2 separate regions of the Homo sapiens genome follow, and region 2 is linked to region 1. The links are chromatin contacts, found by Hi-C or POLR2A ChIA-PET in ENCODE. All regions are on one chromosome and are shown on one strand. The core of a region is the stretch at or near the end of the contact, and the rest is flanking DNA. Distances in the headings are between cores, read along the strand shown.

Region 1 (7,268 bases), core at 2,966-5,465:
CTCTTCAAAAGATCTCCTAGAACACCTTAATTAAAAATACATATATATTATTTCTGTTGAATGAGCAAACCTTGAATAAGAAAATCACCAACGTTCTCAAGCTGAAAAACGGGGAGATTTTTAACTGGGAAAAACTGGGTGTGGAGGGGTCAGCAGTGGCCAGTTCACACGTAACTTAGCTGGGAAGGAAGCTGGCCTGTATCCTATTAGCAGTGGGAAATCATGGGAGGGTTTGAAGCAGACAAAGGCTATGATCAGATTCTGGTCTTGGAAAACATCCTTCTGGCTGCTCTTTGGAGAAGAGTCGGGAGAGAGCCGAAACAAATTCAAGGAGACCAGGCAAGAGATGAAGGGGATGTGGACAAGCATGTTTCTGGAGAGACAATGCTGTGTGTTTGCCTTACTTCCTTTTTCTCCTGGGCACTCAGCTGGACTACATTTCCCAGGCTCCTCTGCAGTGAGGTAGGACCATGTGATTTAGTTCCGGCCAATAGAATGTGGGCAGAAGTGATGTAAGGAACTTCCTGCCCTGGCCAAGGAAACTCTCCCATACAATCCTCTGGGCTGTTTCTCTTTCCCGCTTGCCTCCTGCAGAGGGTCCAATGCAGAACTCCAAGGCCTGAGGGGTGGCAAAGCCACTGGCTGGAAGGAGCCTGGGTTGCTGAATGACTGTATGGAGCAGAGACTCACCATTCACTGCATTGGACTGTGCTGAAAAGGACAAACCTTCCTTGTGTTGAGCCCTGAGACCTGGGACTGTTTGTTACAGCTGCCAACCTGATGGATGTTGGGTGATGAATCAGAGACAGGGGTGCAGACTAGAGAGCTCTTTGGGGTAAAGTCGTGGGACTTGGGATAGATTGGAAGTGGAATGAGAAAAGAGGAGGCATCGCGGACAGAGTCCATGTTTCTGATTGAGCAGTGGTGCCTTTTGCTCAGAGAATGTGAGGAGGTCTTTCTGGAGGGCTGTTTGGTGCATTTCAGATACTGGAGTAGAGCTGTCAAGAGGCTCTTTTCTTGGCCTGTGCCATGTGGGGCAGTCCAGCAGCTCCTCCAGAAGCATGTTATGGTGGCAAATGCTGCCCGTCATTCATCCGAAAGAGGAGACAGGGAACATCTGCCTGTGAAGTCATCGTGCTGCCCTCAGCCAGAGCCTACCCAGGAGAGCTGGGGAATACTAACTGCTTCCTGCCCAGCCCAGCAACACCCTACCATGTCCATATTTGTGACCCCAAGCTGTGACAAGGCTAATGTTGGGACCTAATTTATTTTTACTTCCTTTTAACAAATGTTTCCTGAGGGCCTATGATAATCATAATATTAAAACTATTATTTATTACCCACCGCTAGTCCCAATTACTCGAAAGACTGAGGCAGGAGGATCACTTGAGCTCAAGAGTTTGAGTCCAGCCTGGGCAACATAGCAAGACCCCGTCTCTAAAACAAAAACAATTTTTTAGAAAACTACTGAAACTACTGCTATTTCTTAAGCACTTACCATGTTCTAGACAGTATGCCAAGTGCTTTACTACATTTCATTAAATCTCCAACAGAGATGGGAACTATTATTGGCCGCATTTGACAGGTGGGGAAACTGAAGTTCAGAGAGCTAACTCTGCACGAGCTAGGCTTTGGACCCAGGTCATCAAATTCTATAGTCTGTTATCCCCATATGAAGCCAATTCTGCCTGGAGCACCAAGATTGACATGATCTCACAGAACTGAGCGTGGCCCCATCTCCTGCATTCCCCGGAGAGGCCCTTTTAGTCTCTCACAGTTCTTGTTCCACCAGAGTGGGTAGTGGCTGCTGTCTGCCACCCAGCACATTGGCACATTTTGGAGACCTCTTCCTTTGTCTTTGGGAAGCCTGGGGCTGGGCTACCCCATTGCATTTCCCTCCATGAGAGGAGACTGTCATTTTGCCAGGTCCTGGGTCCTAGGTTACTGGGCCACCCACTGTTGGCATGGTGACCAGATCATGACCCAAATCATGGCCCCTGATGGGCACAGATTCCTAGGCAGCCACCGTCCTCAGAAGGGGCCAATGGGCCTGGCATCCAGAGCAGTTCTTGAGCTAGTGTGGAAACCCATTTACACCACCTTAGCCCAAAAGTAGTGTTTAAGGAATCACAGAATCCAAGGGAAAGTTTGGGCCAAAATCTAGAATCAGCCACCCAGATGTCACCACAAGCCTCTCCCCATCCCTTATCGCTACTCCTTGAAGACTGCCACAGGACAGAGGCAGGTGGTTGCCCACCTAGCATCCCTTCTCATTTAAAAGAGCCCTGGCCGAGCCCTGCAGTGGGTCACACCTGTAATCCCAATACTTTGGGAGGTCGAGGCAGGAGAACCACTTGAGCCCAGGAGTTGGAAACCAGCCTGGGCAACAGAGCGAGACCCTACCTCTACAAAAAAATGAAAAAATTAACCAGGTATGGTGGGGCATGCTTGTGGTCCCAGTTACTTGGGAGGCTGATATAGGAGGATCACTTGAGCCCAAGAGGTTGAGGCTGCAGTAAGGTATGATTGCACCACTGTACTCTAGCCTGGGCTGCAGAGCCAGACCCTGTCTAAAATAAAATAAAATAAAATAAAATAAAATAAAATAAAATAAAATAAAATAAAATAAAATAAAATAAAATAAAATAAAATCCCTGATTTTCTTCAGCAGGATGCTCTTTCCCAGCCTCACCATCTCAGCCATGAGATGTAAGCAGACACCTGCTATGAGTTCTGGGAAAGTTTTTGTATCCTTGATAAAAAAAATGTCGAACACAACTGGCCTAGCCCTTCCCCTTTTTATCCTTCCTTGAATGCAGATGTAATGACTGGAGCAGAGGCAGCCATCTTATACCCATAAGAGAAAGGCAAGAAAACCACAAAATTCCAGTTCTAACCTCATTGAGTGGCCGAACCAATGCCTGTGGTCACCTGTCTCTAGATGTCTTGTCACATGAGGAAAATATAACTTTAGTTATTAAGCCATTGAGGGACAGATTTGTTCTGACTTGCAGGAGAAAGCCATCCTAATGGAGACTATTGCTGTCACCGTCACTGCTGCTACATAAATGGAAACATAGTTGCCTCTGGCCCCTGAGTTTTGTATTTTATAGGCTCTGAACTCAACCTTCTGTGTCCCAAGTTTTAAAAAAAACATTCCTGGGCTGAGACTCATTGGCCCAGTTTAGATTGTCTATGCCTGGGCCACTCTTCCATGGCCAGGGAGGGTGGACTGTGATTGACCCAGTTGGTGCCAACCCTTAACCCAATCAACCATGGCCAGAGGAATTGGTGGGGAGGGGGGGTGCCATTTGAATATGAAGATAAGAGAGCTCCAGGCAGCCTGGCTCATTAGTGTGTCATTCTGGTCACCCAGATCAAGGGCACTCACAAGGTCGTCCTCACTCCCGCCTCGCTTTCATCCACTCTACCATGTTTACTGCACGTTCACTGTGTGTGCTGCACGGTGCTAGGGCAAGATGGAATTTGAACTGGATTATCCAGAGTCCAAGATCTGGCCCGTATCCACTGCTAGACCCTGCAGGCAACCTGGCTCTGTCCCCTTAGAGTCCTTGGTCTCAGTTTACAGGCTCGGGTTCAAACTCGGGCTCTGCCACCCATGGCTGCTGACAGTTTCCCCCTGCTGCTCAGCTTTCTCGTCTGTAACAGGTAGGGGTTCCCTTGCTGAGTTCAGAGTCCTTTCCTGGCGTCAGTGAGCTTCGGAGTCAGCAGGCTGGATTCCATTCCCAGCTTACCCTCTCCTGGCTGTGTGACCTCAGGCGGCCACCTCACTTCTCTGCACCATGATCCCCTGTCTTTAAACCATGGGGATGACCCTGCCCCCAGGTTATGGGGTAGAGTAATTCATGAGATGACCCTGGGTCACACAGGAGGTGCTCAATAAATCCTAAAAATAAAAGCTTAGCAGCCCCAAGGGAATGTGTGACAAATTATAGGCAGGATTTCCTGAGGCTGGCAGTCCAGGAAGAGGTCAAGCATTGGGTGGGGTTTATCCCCCACCCCCCAGGCCTGGAGAAGCTCCTGAAACAGGCAGACAGGACAGGAATGGGGCTCCCAGACCCCTGCCCTTGCCTGCATAATCTTGTGGGACTGGTTGGCAGATGTGGGTCAGTGGTGCATACGCGTCCCTGGAGTGAGGGCAGCGGAAAGCTGTTCCTGTCCATCTGAGGGCTGGCAGCCACCAGGGCCACATCCGCATAGAAGAAAGAAACCAAGGGCAGCACTTGGGTCCTGTCACTGACAGCTGCTGGCCACAGAAGAGAGGCTGACCTTCTCTTTGTCCCCCCGGGAGGCAGGCGGGGCTGGTGAGGGGACGAGGGTTTCAATCCAGGCACTTGGGCAACCCTCCCCACGTAGCTGGCGTTTCTTCCCAAGCCACAGCCCCGGGACTACATGAAAAACAAAGCTTCCTGGCCCCAGCAGCATGTATCACTGCCTTCCTGGGCCAGTCCCTGGGTAGGGCTTTGGAGAAGGGGCAGCACTCACAGACTGATGGAGGATGGGAACTGCAGGCCAGGTTGGAAGAGCTCCCTTTACCGACAATCTGCAGAGCATTAGACACTGTGCCCAGCACATTCACTTAGGTACACTCTGGCCCTTGGAAGGAGGACCCGTTATTACCCCCATTGTACAGAAGAGGAAACTGACGCTCAGAGAGGCAGGCTGGCTTACTGTGGGTCACACAGAAAGTGGGAGCTTGGATTCCAGACCAAGTCTGCCCAACCCCTAAGAGTGGCCTCTTTCTCTCATGTGACGTAGTCTCCAGGAAACAGGCGAAAAGTCCAAATGGCATCATGGTAGGGTGGGAAGCATTTGGGCCGGGTGTCAGGGAACCGCTCCTAGTTCCTCAAGGGCTTGAACCACCCTTCCTTCCTTTCCCCAGCTGAGCTCTTCCTCCACCTCCAGGTCTCCATTTAGACGCCTCCTCCAGGAATCTCCCCTCGATTTCCCCTGCCTGGGACTCCACCTCTCAGCTCCCGTAGCCCCCTTGGTCTGAACCCATCTGTCCTCCCCAGGAGAATCTAAACTCCATAGGGCAAGACGACGTCTGCCAAATTCCCCACAGAATCTTCAGGGGTTGGCAGGGTGGCTGACACATAGTAGGCCCTCAATAAATATTTGTGGAATACATGATAGACCAGACACCCCAGCCCCAAAAGCATGGAGCATAGACCCTTTTCTGGGGTAAGGGCTGCATCTCTGGGCCAAGGAGAACAGGATGGGAGAGATCCCAGGAGTCCCAGGGGTCCCAGAGACTCCCTCTCAGGACCGTGCCCCCTGCCCACAGTAAAACGTGTCCCCAGAGCCCAGCCCATCACATTTTTTCCTGACAACTCACTCTGTGATTCATTCTTAGCCCCTGGCATGCCTGGGCCTACCCAGAAGCCATAGGCACTGGTGCTAAGTTTAGTGACTGCAAAATGTCCCCGTGAAATTCCAGACAGAGCCAAGGGGCTGGCGGCGCATTCCGCAGAGCTTTCTTGGGTCCTCCCACTCTGCTGCTGGGCGTGAAGGGGAACCAAAGCGTCCTTCCAGTAAATAGCCTGGAAGGGCCAGGTCCCTATCTGAGGGCCTTGACTAGTGGCCACAGAGCTCAAGGGCAAAGGTGGCCATTATTGTCAGAGGAACTTGGTGTGGAGGACTGGAAGCCTCGGAAAGCCTTCAAATAATACACCATAATGAAGAGGGGACTTGAGGTTCAGGACAAACCTCTCTCTCCCTTGGAATCCTATAGAGATGTTGAACAGTGCATGCCCAGGTAAAACTTCCCTGCTTAGAGCTGAGGTCTGCCTGCCTATGCCTATCTAGAAGATGGGAATGTCCTGGCTCTGCCCTTTGGACCTCAGAGCTACCTGTCTCCCGCTCTTCATAGGACAGGACCTCCAGCCCTCTCCCTGCTCTGTAGCCACCTCTAGATTTTTCTCTGTCTGCTCTGACCCTTTCTCAAAGATGAGCCAAAGATCCCAAAACAAGACAGAACAGAGGAGAGGGTCTGAGATGTACAGGAGGAAGGTCTCGAGCTTGTGGTCCATTAAGACCTTCAGATCTTATTCACATTAACATATTCCCTGGGAAGGCCTCCCTCGGCACACGTCTAGCAATTGGTTTCCATTAATTTCTCCTCCATGAGGGAGAAACCATATCCACCTCATTATTTGACTCAGCAATCTCAGTCTCATTGCTGGACTGTCAGCTCCACAGGGCCAGGGAGGGGCTGTCATAACACCACACTCTCCCCAGCCCTGAGCATGATATCTGCACAGAGGTGGCACTGAGAGGGCAGCCTTTTTTCAAATGTGAAATATAAATACAACAGAAGATTATAACCACTAAAAAATAATTTTAAAACAATAAGTCAAAGCAAATTAAGTCAAATCAATAGGGTAATAAAAGCACTTTTTTTCCTTTTTGAGACAATCATGATCACTGCAGCCTCAACTGCTGGGGCTCAAGCAATCCTCCTGCCTCAGCCTCCCAAGTTGCTGGGATCACAGGTGCATACGACCACACTTGGCTAATTTTTTTGTTTTTGTAGAGACAGAGTCCTGTTATGTTGCCAGTCTGGTCTCAAACTCCTGGCCTCAAGTGATCCTCCCACCTCAGCCTCCCAAAAGGAAGTGGGAGCTGTTGGCTCATACAGGCATGAACCAACATGCCTGGCCAAGGAAAGCACTTTCAACTAATGGTGCTGAAACAATGAGACATAGATATAGAAAAAAATATATATGTCAACTGCTGCAATTGATTCAAAAATCAATTTGAAATGGATCTAAATGTAAAAAGCAAAGCCAAGCTTATAAAGGAAACACATTAATATTTTTGCAACATTAGAGAGGCAAGGGTTTCTTGGTCAGGACACAAAAAGCACTAACTTTAAAAGAAAAAAAATGGATAAGTTGGATTTCATCCAAGTTCAAATTTTCTGCTCATTAAAAGACAGCATTAACAAAACTAATAGGCAAACCAAAGACTGGGAAACAATATTGACTCTGCGTGTGTGTGTGTGTGTGTGTGTGTGTGTGTGTGTGTCACAAAGGGTTTATTTGAGAACATATAAATAACTACAAATGAACAGTAACAAGATGAATAATCCTGGCCAGGCTCGGTGGCTCACGCCTGTAATCCCAGCACTTGGGGAGGCCGAGGCGGGCAGACCACTTGAGGTCAGGAGTTCAAGACCACCCTGGCCAACATGGTGAAACCCCGTCTCCACTAAAAATACAAAAATTAGCTGAGCCTGGTAGTGC
Region 2 (7,268 bases), core at 3,155-5,654, 34 kb before region 1:
CTTACCCACCCCACCACATTCCCCTGCTGCTCTGGAGGCACTGGGAGGGCTTGGCCCCCTGGGACCCTCTCCGGGGGTCCAGGTGGATGGAATCCAACGTGGCAGTGTCTCTTAGAACCCTGCAGGTCAGCCCGTCAGGCTTTTTCCACCTCCACATTTGTGTCATAGCCACATCCCTCCTGTACTAACATTTTCTTTACTGAAATCACTTAAAAATCTAGAAGACTTCATTCACTTCACTGCTGGAAAGGGCACTAGTGTCGCCGTATGTAATCAGAATGCAGCCATGCACAGAAAACAACATGTGCTACTGTCCAGCTCGGCACCATGGCCTGCCCAGGGCTCGCCAGTGGCCAGGGCTTTGCCAGGGGGGTTGACAGGGGTTAGAGGGGTATCCCAGATACAGGCACCGCCCTGACCTTCCACCCTGGATGCGGTCAGAATCAAAGGTTCAAAAGGAACCAGGAGGGGCACATGTCATCAGGACCTCCTGAGGCTGTGTCATTTAAAAAAAAAAAAAGGAAGCAGGAGAGACGCAGTTTCTCCGTTAGTAAGCTGATGTTACTTAAGGCCATGGCATGTGCCATGAACTTCACATTTTGGGAAACACTGATCCTCACGGCACAAGTAAAAACAGAGAGGAAACGAGTCTTGTCCCAGCCACACAGCACATCGAAAGAAGAGAGGCTGGAACTAGGCTGTCCTGCCCACATGCCAGGTCTTCCAGCAGCACCTTGCTTTGTCTCTTTAAAGCATTTCAGATGCTCCCAGGCAACTCCTGGAGATCTAGGACCACATTAATCTCCGCAGCCACGCCCCTTCCATCTGTTGAGTTTGGGCTCTCCTCAATCCCCCCACCCCCACTGCACCCACAGCACCAGTTGGTGTGGGCTCTGCGAATGCAAACTCATTTAAACGTCAGCTGGAGCAACAGAGCTCAGCAAAACAAGCAGGCAACAGAAATAGACATGACAATCACTGGCATCCTAGACTGTCAGCAGGACTTCCAGACCCTCTTAGCCCTTCCTGGGACAGGTAGCCCTTGGAGACACAAGATAACTAGGGACCCCAGCCAGGGGAAACTCATGCATATGCATATTTTGCATGTAATTTTGGAGGGGTCATGGGACCCATCTCACCTCAACATCTTGTGGGGTTTTTTTCCGTCTAAATGAACTGAGGTTCCCAGAAAGATTTTGTTTGCAAAAAGTGATCTGATTCCAAGAATTTGGAAATGACTGGTCTCATTGATTTTTCAGGCAGCTTCCAGTTAATAAGCTGTGAAAAAATGCTCAAATCCACTCCAGAAGCAGCAGTTCAGGGTACCTCTGTTGCAACCAGAAACCTCTTCCAACCCTCGACTTATCTTTTTGGAAGGGTGAACCTTGGGGTTTATCTTAAACGTGGAGGCACTCCTGCAGCATCAGTAAAAGTCTTTGACACTTTGAAGAGGAACCAAGGTTAAATTTCAGCAGGGAGGAGACACCCCATCTCTGTTCCTCGCCTCCACGGCCATGGCTCCTACCTTCTGCCTTGCACAATTCAGGCACCATCTGACAGAATACAAAAGCAGCCATGCCCTGTGGATTATTTAACTCTGAGGTCACAGCCATTCCCTGTGGATTATTTAACTCTGAGGTCCCAGCCATGGTCCTGAGTGGCCTTAATGTGTAGGCCTTGCCTTTGTGATTTCAGTGTCCCCCATCTTTTTTTTTTTTTTGAAACATTGTCTTGCTGGGTCACCCAGGCTGGAGTGCAGGGGTGCAATCTCTGCTCACTGCAACCTCCGCCTCCCGGGTTCAAGCAATTCTCCTGTCTCAGCCTCCTGAGTAGCTGGGATTACAGGCACCCACCACCACGCCAGGCTAATTTTAGTATTTTTAGTAGAAACGGGGTTTCTCCATGTTGGCCAGAGTGGTCCAAACTCCTGGCCACAGGTGATCCACCCACCTTGGCCTCCCAAAGTGTTGATTACAGGCGTGAGCCACCGTGCTCGGCCAATGTCCCCATCCTAACCAAAGGAGAGAGTGGAAGGTTGAACCAAAGGAGAGAGTGGAAGGTTGGGACAGGGACCAGCCCCATGTTACGTTCCCCTTCTTGTTCTAGGACTTTGCATGCTTAAGTTCTTGGCATTTGAAATCTTCTCTGTTCTCCTGATTGCTTTGTTTCTTAGCAAGGATTGGGGTAAAAGATCTCCCCCAGAGGAAGTGGTAAGGACAGAAGCTGAACAATAGGGCTGAGAGGGCTCTGGCACAGGAAGGATGGGAGACTGATGAGAGGGAAGTAAGAAATTGTTGGAAAGAGGCCAGCAGGAGAGGAGGGAGGTACTGATGTTACCTGGCTGTGGCACCAGCAGTTTGAGACCTGGAGGGACAGGTGTCTATGTGGGGTATCACGTGGTTGGGGAGGGGTAATTTCCACCTGCAACTGGGGGCTGCCTGAAACCCGATCAGAAGACTCATGGCATGGTGCTAATGGCCTCAGGGAGCTGGCAGGAAGCAGCTGGGCTGAGAAGTGGCTGCTGTGGCTCAAGGTGCCTGCTGGGTCCCTCTGCACTGCATTTGCTGTCGAATGTGCTCTCTGGCCAGGAACGCTGGGCTTTCACGTGCCACCAAGCACAGGATCCAAGGAGGAGAGATGGCCTATACTTGGTTGCCCCGGTTTCCTCATCTGTGCTGTGAGGTTGATCATCCATGGCAGGCCCACTTCCCAGTGTTGATCATCCATGGCAGGCCCACTTCCCAGTGTTGATCATCCATGGCAGGCCCACTTCCCAGTGTTGATCATCCATGGCAGGCCCACTTCCCAGTGTTGATCATCCATGGCAGGCCCACTTCCCAGTGTTGATCATCCATGGCAGGCCCACTTCCCAGTGTTGCTGGGAGTCAGAGCCGGGTGGTGGACGGAGGGAGTCTGTCCTGGCTCAGAGAGTGGCACGTGTGTCTTCTCCTTGGGTCAGCCTTCAGATCCAGTAGATGACCTTCTGGAACCCACAGCTCAGAGGCTAAAACTCACATGCCAACAGCATTTGCAAATGAGGGACGCAGCCCCAGCGCCATTCCTCACGTCATTGAGGGGAAGAATAGTATAGTGGCCATGAGCACAGACTGGTTTTGGCTAGACTGGGTCCAAATCTTGGCTCTGCCACTTACCAACCGCAGACCTCTGAATCTCGGTTTCCTCGTCAACAAAGGGATTAATAAACAGTAAAATAAATCATTGGCAAATAGCATATCGATACCTTCTGTTCGCTTATCCTGCAGCCATGACAGACACTGCTAATCATTCAAGATATTCTTTCTCACTGACCCTCAGAATCTTCTGTATGTCCAGAGCTCCAGGCAGCCACTCCCAATAGGTAGGATTTGGCATGTGAGATGAATCTTTTTTGTCATCTCATTACGATACCTTTAGAGCACAGTTTCTGGCACATAGCAGATCCTGCATAAAAGCTACCATTCAGCCTCTGCTCATTGCAAGAATCCTTATCCATTATCCCCAACTTCTGCTTACTCACCTCCAGTGACGGGAAGCTCACTGTTTCCTGAGAGTAGCCATTCCATTGCTGGACAGTTCTGATGATTAGGAAGTTCTCAAATGACCCTCCCTTTTTCCTCAAACAGTCTATAATTCTATGGCAAAGAGCCCCCTTCCTTCCTGCATGAGCTGTCATTTACAGATTTAGGTGATTTATTTTTAGGTGATAAGTTTGAACCTCCTGAGGAGTAAACCCTTTCTCTCAGCTTGCATATAGTTGATCCCAGGCTAGCTAAGCATCTTCAGCACTTGATGGACATGTTTGGGGGAGTGAGAGTGTGTGTGTGTGCATGTGTGTGTGTGTGTCTGTGTCAGAATGTATGGGTGAGTAGGAGAGATTGAGAAAGAGAAAAAAGAGAGAGAAGACAGAATGAGAGAATGTATTTTAAAGCATACCAGCCAATGTCACTCCTTATGTAAGCCCAATAGCTTCCCAGGGGATTGGGGTTGTATTCAGGGCCCCATCATTAGCTGATTAAGGCTGATTATTCCAAGGGGAGGGGGTAGTGAAAAGGGACAAGAAGTTACATAACTATCCATTTATTTAGATTTAATCCATGTTTCTAAATTTAGGAGCTGGAAGAATTCAAAGGTGCGCCCCCTGGCATTAGAAGTGGTGCTGGCCACACAGGGGAACGTGGGTGTGGTGAGTGTTGGAGACCAATACCACCCAGGGTCACAGTGGGGGATTTTTCCCAGGGCACAGTTCAGGGACTTCATCTCACAATCCCAGGAGAACTGTAAAAGGACCCAGTATTGCTCAACCCATTTCATACCCTGGAGCAGGTGCATAATGTGACTAGGATGGGGGCAGTGTTACAGAGGGGTGGAGAGCATGCTGATGTGGGAGAGGGAACCAGAACTGAATGTCCTGTGAAGGGGAGCAGCTCTAGGAAAACCTGGACAGTCATGGTCACCCCCAGGGTATCGCATGTGTTCATGCATATGTCCTAGTGTGGCCATTTCCAGATGGATTCCCTTTCTGCGTGGACTCATAGCTTTGCTGTTCTAAACATTTTGTGCAGGGGTGTAGAAAATCATGAAAGTCATTCAGGTTCTGCCTTCCACAAGGTCGCTGCATTTAAGTGGGCCTCTCTCATATCAAAAATAGTGTAGGTTCACATACATAAAGAGGTAATTTATTTGCAGATGGCTGCAAAGGACACTCTAACAAAATAATTATTACAACTTTTTTGGAAGCTAGAAGTATCTTGAGCAAAGGGAGTCATTTTCTGATTTGAGCAAAGACACCACATGGGCTCACAGTGACCTGCCTCTAACTTCCACGGATGCTGACTGTATCCAACTCCGAGTTCACATCAATAGTGATCCTGTTTAGAGAGAAGCTGCTGAAAGCTGAGGATAAAGAACAGCTGCAGAGCTGTGACTCATCATTCAAGGTCTCAGAAACATTGCAAAGGCCATTGCAAAGAGGTGACAGCACTCTGTAAGAGCGCATGAGGTAAGGTGCATATAAAAGCACTTTATTAACTGTAAGGAATCCACATTCATTTGAGGAAAGGCTGTGAAGTTGTGTTATAGTAGAACACATGCCAGACTTGAACTCAGCGGCTTTCTAGTTCTGTTACCAGTAAGAATCACATGGAAAAAAGGCTGCAAGAGACCCTGCTCCAGAGCCTGGCTCACAACGAACCCTCTATGAATGATTGATTTCTCTCTCAACACTACTTTTAAAGCACCCCGGCAGTGTGGACACTGGAATGTGATATTTTCTTTGAAACCCTATGTACTTACAATAAAATTCCAATTTGTTACCCTGACTAAAAATCCTGTGTCTGACGCCCTGCCCCCCAGTCCCACTCATGCCCTGCCACACTCTCTGGGCTCACTCTACTCCTTCCCTTGAACACACCAAGCCCATTCCTACCCCAGGGACTTTGCACTCACCACTCCTCTTCCTGGAACACTCTTCCCTCATCTTTCCTTGACTGGCTGTTTATCCTCATTCATGTCTCAGCATGAATGTCACCTCCTAGATGGAAAATAGCCCCTGGTGCCTCCAACCACCTCACTCTACTTCAACTTTCTGCATTGTCCTTACTGCTTTCATACACTTTCATCCTCTGCTTGCTTATTTTCTGTCTCCACCACCAAAATTTAAGCTCCACAAGGGCAGAGATTTTTGTCTGTCTTGCTCACTACTGTAGTCCAAACGGCGGGTGTCTGACAGAGGGTGTTGATGAATGACCGCACTTTGTGAGAATGGAGAGGTCAGCACCTTCCACGCTTAGGAGCCCCTCTCAGCTTCATCCTTCCCCACTCCCCCGCTTTTTCTCTCCACGGATTGCCTCTCCTTTTGTCCACATTTCTCTCATATTCCACTAGATGACTTCCCACTCTTTTCCTTATCCCCTTGCTTGCTCTGCAGAGAGCTTTGAACATCTTGTTCTTTCTGTTCTCAAGGCTGGGATGACTTAACCTTCCCCCTGTCTCATCTTTCTGAATATCCGTCTGTTGGCTTGGATCCTCTTCTCTTTGACCCTGGGAGAAAAACATGAAGCCAGCATGGGAGTCAGGGGTGGGAGAGAGTTTAGATGACCAAGGAGCCACTGCCTCCAGAGGCAGGGAGTCCTCATTCCTGAGGCTGTGAGTGGAGGCTGAATGACCACGGCCTTCTCACAGTCCACCCCACCCTCTGGGGAGGCCTGCAGACTCTGCCGCTGCTGCAGACAAGCTTTTACTTCCCTTCTTCAAGCCACGCTTTTAAAAAATCTGCTATGTGAGCACTCCAATGAATTGGTTTGGCTTCTGCCGGCTGTTAGCTGGACTAAGGAATTTGAATGGCACTTTACAGCTTACAAGGCTCTTTCATCATTCATTAATTTGGCAAATGTTTACCTAGCATCTGCATGACAGGCATGCCTTTATTGTTTTATTGGGCTTCACTTTATGGCACTTCAAAGACATTGTGTTTTTTACAAATTGAAGGTTTCTGGCAACCCTGTGTTGAGCAAGTCTCTCGGCGCCATTGTTTTCAACAGTGCATGTGCACTTTGTGTCTCTGTGTCACGTCTTGGTAATTCTCAGAATATTTCAAACTTTTATCAGTATTATTATATCTGTTACGGTGATCTGTGATCAGTGATCTTTGATGTTACTATTGCAATCGTTTAGGGGCACCATGAACTGTGCCCATGTAAGACGTGAACTTAATCTATCAATATGTGTATTCTGCCTGTTCCACCAACCGGCTGTTCCTCCATCTCTCTCCCTCACCCCAGGCCTCCCTATTTCCTGAAACACAACAGTATTGAAGTTAGGCCAATGATGGCCTCTAAGTGTTCAAGTGAAAGAAGGAGCCATACATCTTTCACTTTAAACCAAACGCTAGAAATGATTAAGCTTAGTGAGGGAGGCACCTCGAAAGCCAAGACTGACTAAAAGTGAGTCCTTTTGTGCCAAATAGTTAGCCAATTGTGAATGCAAAGGAAAGTCTTTGAAAGAAATTAAAAGTGTTATTCTAGTGAATTCACAAACAATAAGACAGTGAAGCAGCCTTGTTGCTGATATGGAGTAAGTTTGAGTGGTCTGGACAGAAGATCAAACCAGCCGCAGCATTCCCTTAAGCCAAAGCCTAATCCAGAGCAAGGCCGTAACTCATCCATTCTTGTTTGTTTGTTTGTTTGTTTGTTGGTTTGTTTTGAGACACAGTCTCGCTCTGTTGCCCAGGCTGGAGTGCAGTGACACAATCTCAGCTCACCTCAACCTCC

Evidence for each region. A loop is a pair of places that touch in the nucleus more often than their neighbours do. ChIA-PET counts read pairs that join two places held with the same protein, here RNA polymerase II (POLR2A). Pooled maps may share reads with other maps.
Region 2: a map of psoas muscle shows a loop between it and region 1 (8-fold over the local background). The contact joins two enhancer-like sites. A Hi-C loop is called at or near these places in 7 of 168 maps with a recorded cell type or tissue (A673, Caco-2, IMR-90 and 3 more) and 5 of 50 pooled maps. POLR2A ChIA-PET finds 5 or more read pairs at or near these places in 7 of 52 experiments (AG04450, Caco-2, H1 and 4 more).

What each region holds. Positions count from the first base shown.
Region 1 is chr3:14,319,317-14,326,584 of GRCh38, forward strand. No RefSeq gene overlaps it. Among named protein-coding and RNA genes, the nearest start is that of LINC01267, 30 kb to the right of the region's middle. RefSeq lists enhancers at 206-515, 536-595, 3,624-4,217, 5,207-5,376. Within about 2 kb of position 4,216, at least 6 of the 41 ENCODE cell types and tissues checked have a DNase peak (open chromatin) inside an H3K27ac peak, as active enhancers do; they include gastrocnemius medialis and psoas muscle, where a contact is called at or near this core.
Region 2 is chr3:14,284,837-14,292,104 of GRCh38, forward strand. No RefSeq gene overlaps it. Among named protein-coding and RNA genes, the nearest start is that of LINC01267, 64 kb to the right of the region's middle. RefSeq lists enhancers at 6,251-6,952, 6,953-7,268. Within about 2 kb of position 4,405, at least 2 of the 41 ENCODE cell types and tissues checked have a DNase peak (open chromatin) inside an H3K27ac peak, as active enhancers do; they include gastrocnemius medialis and psoas muscle, where a contact is called at or near this core.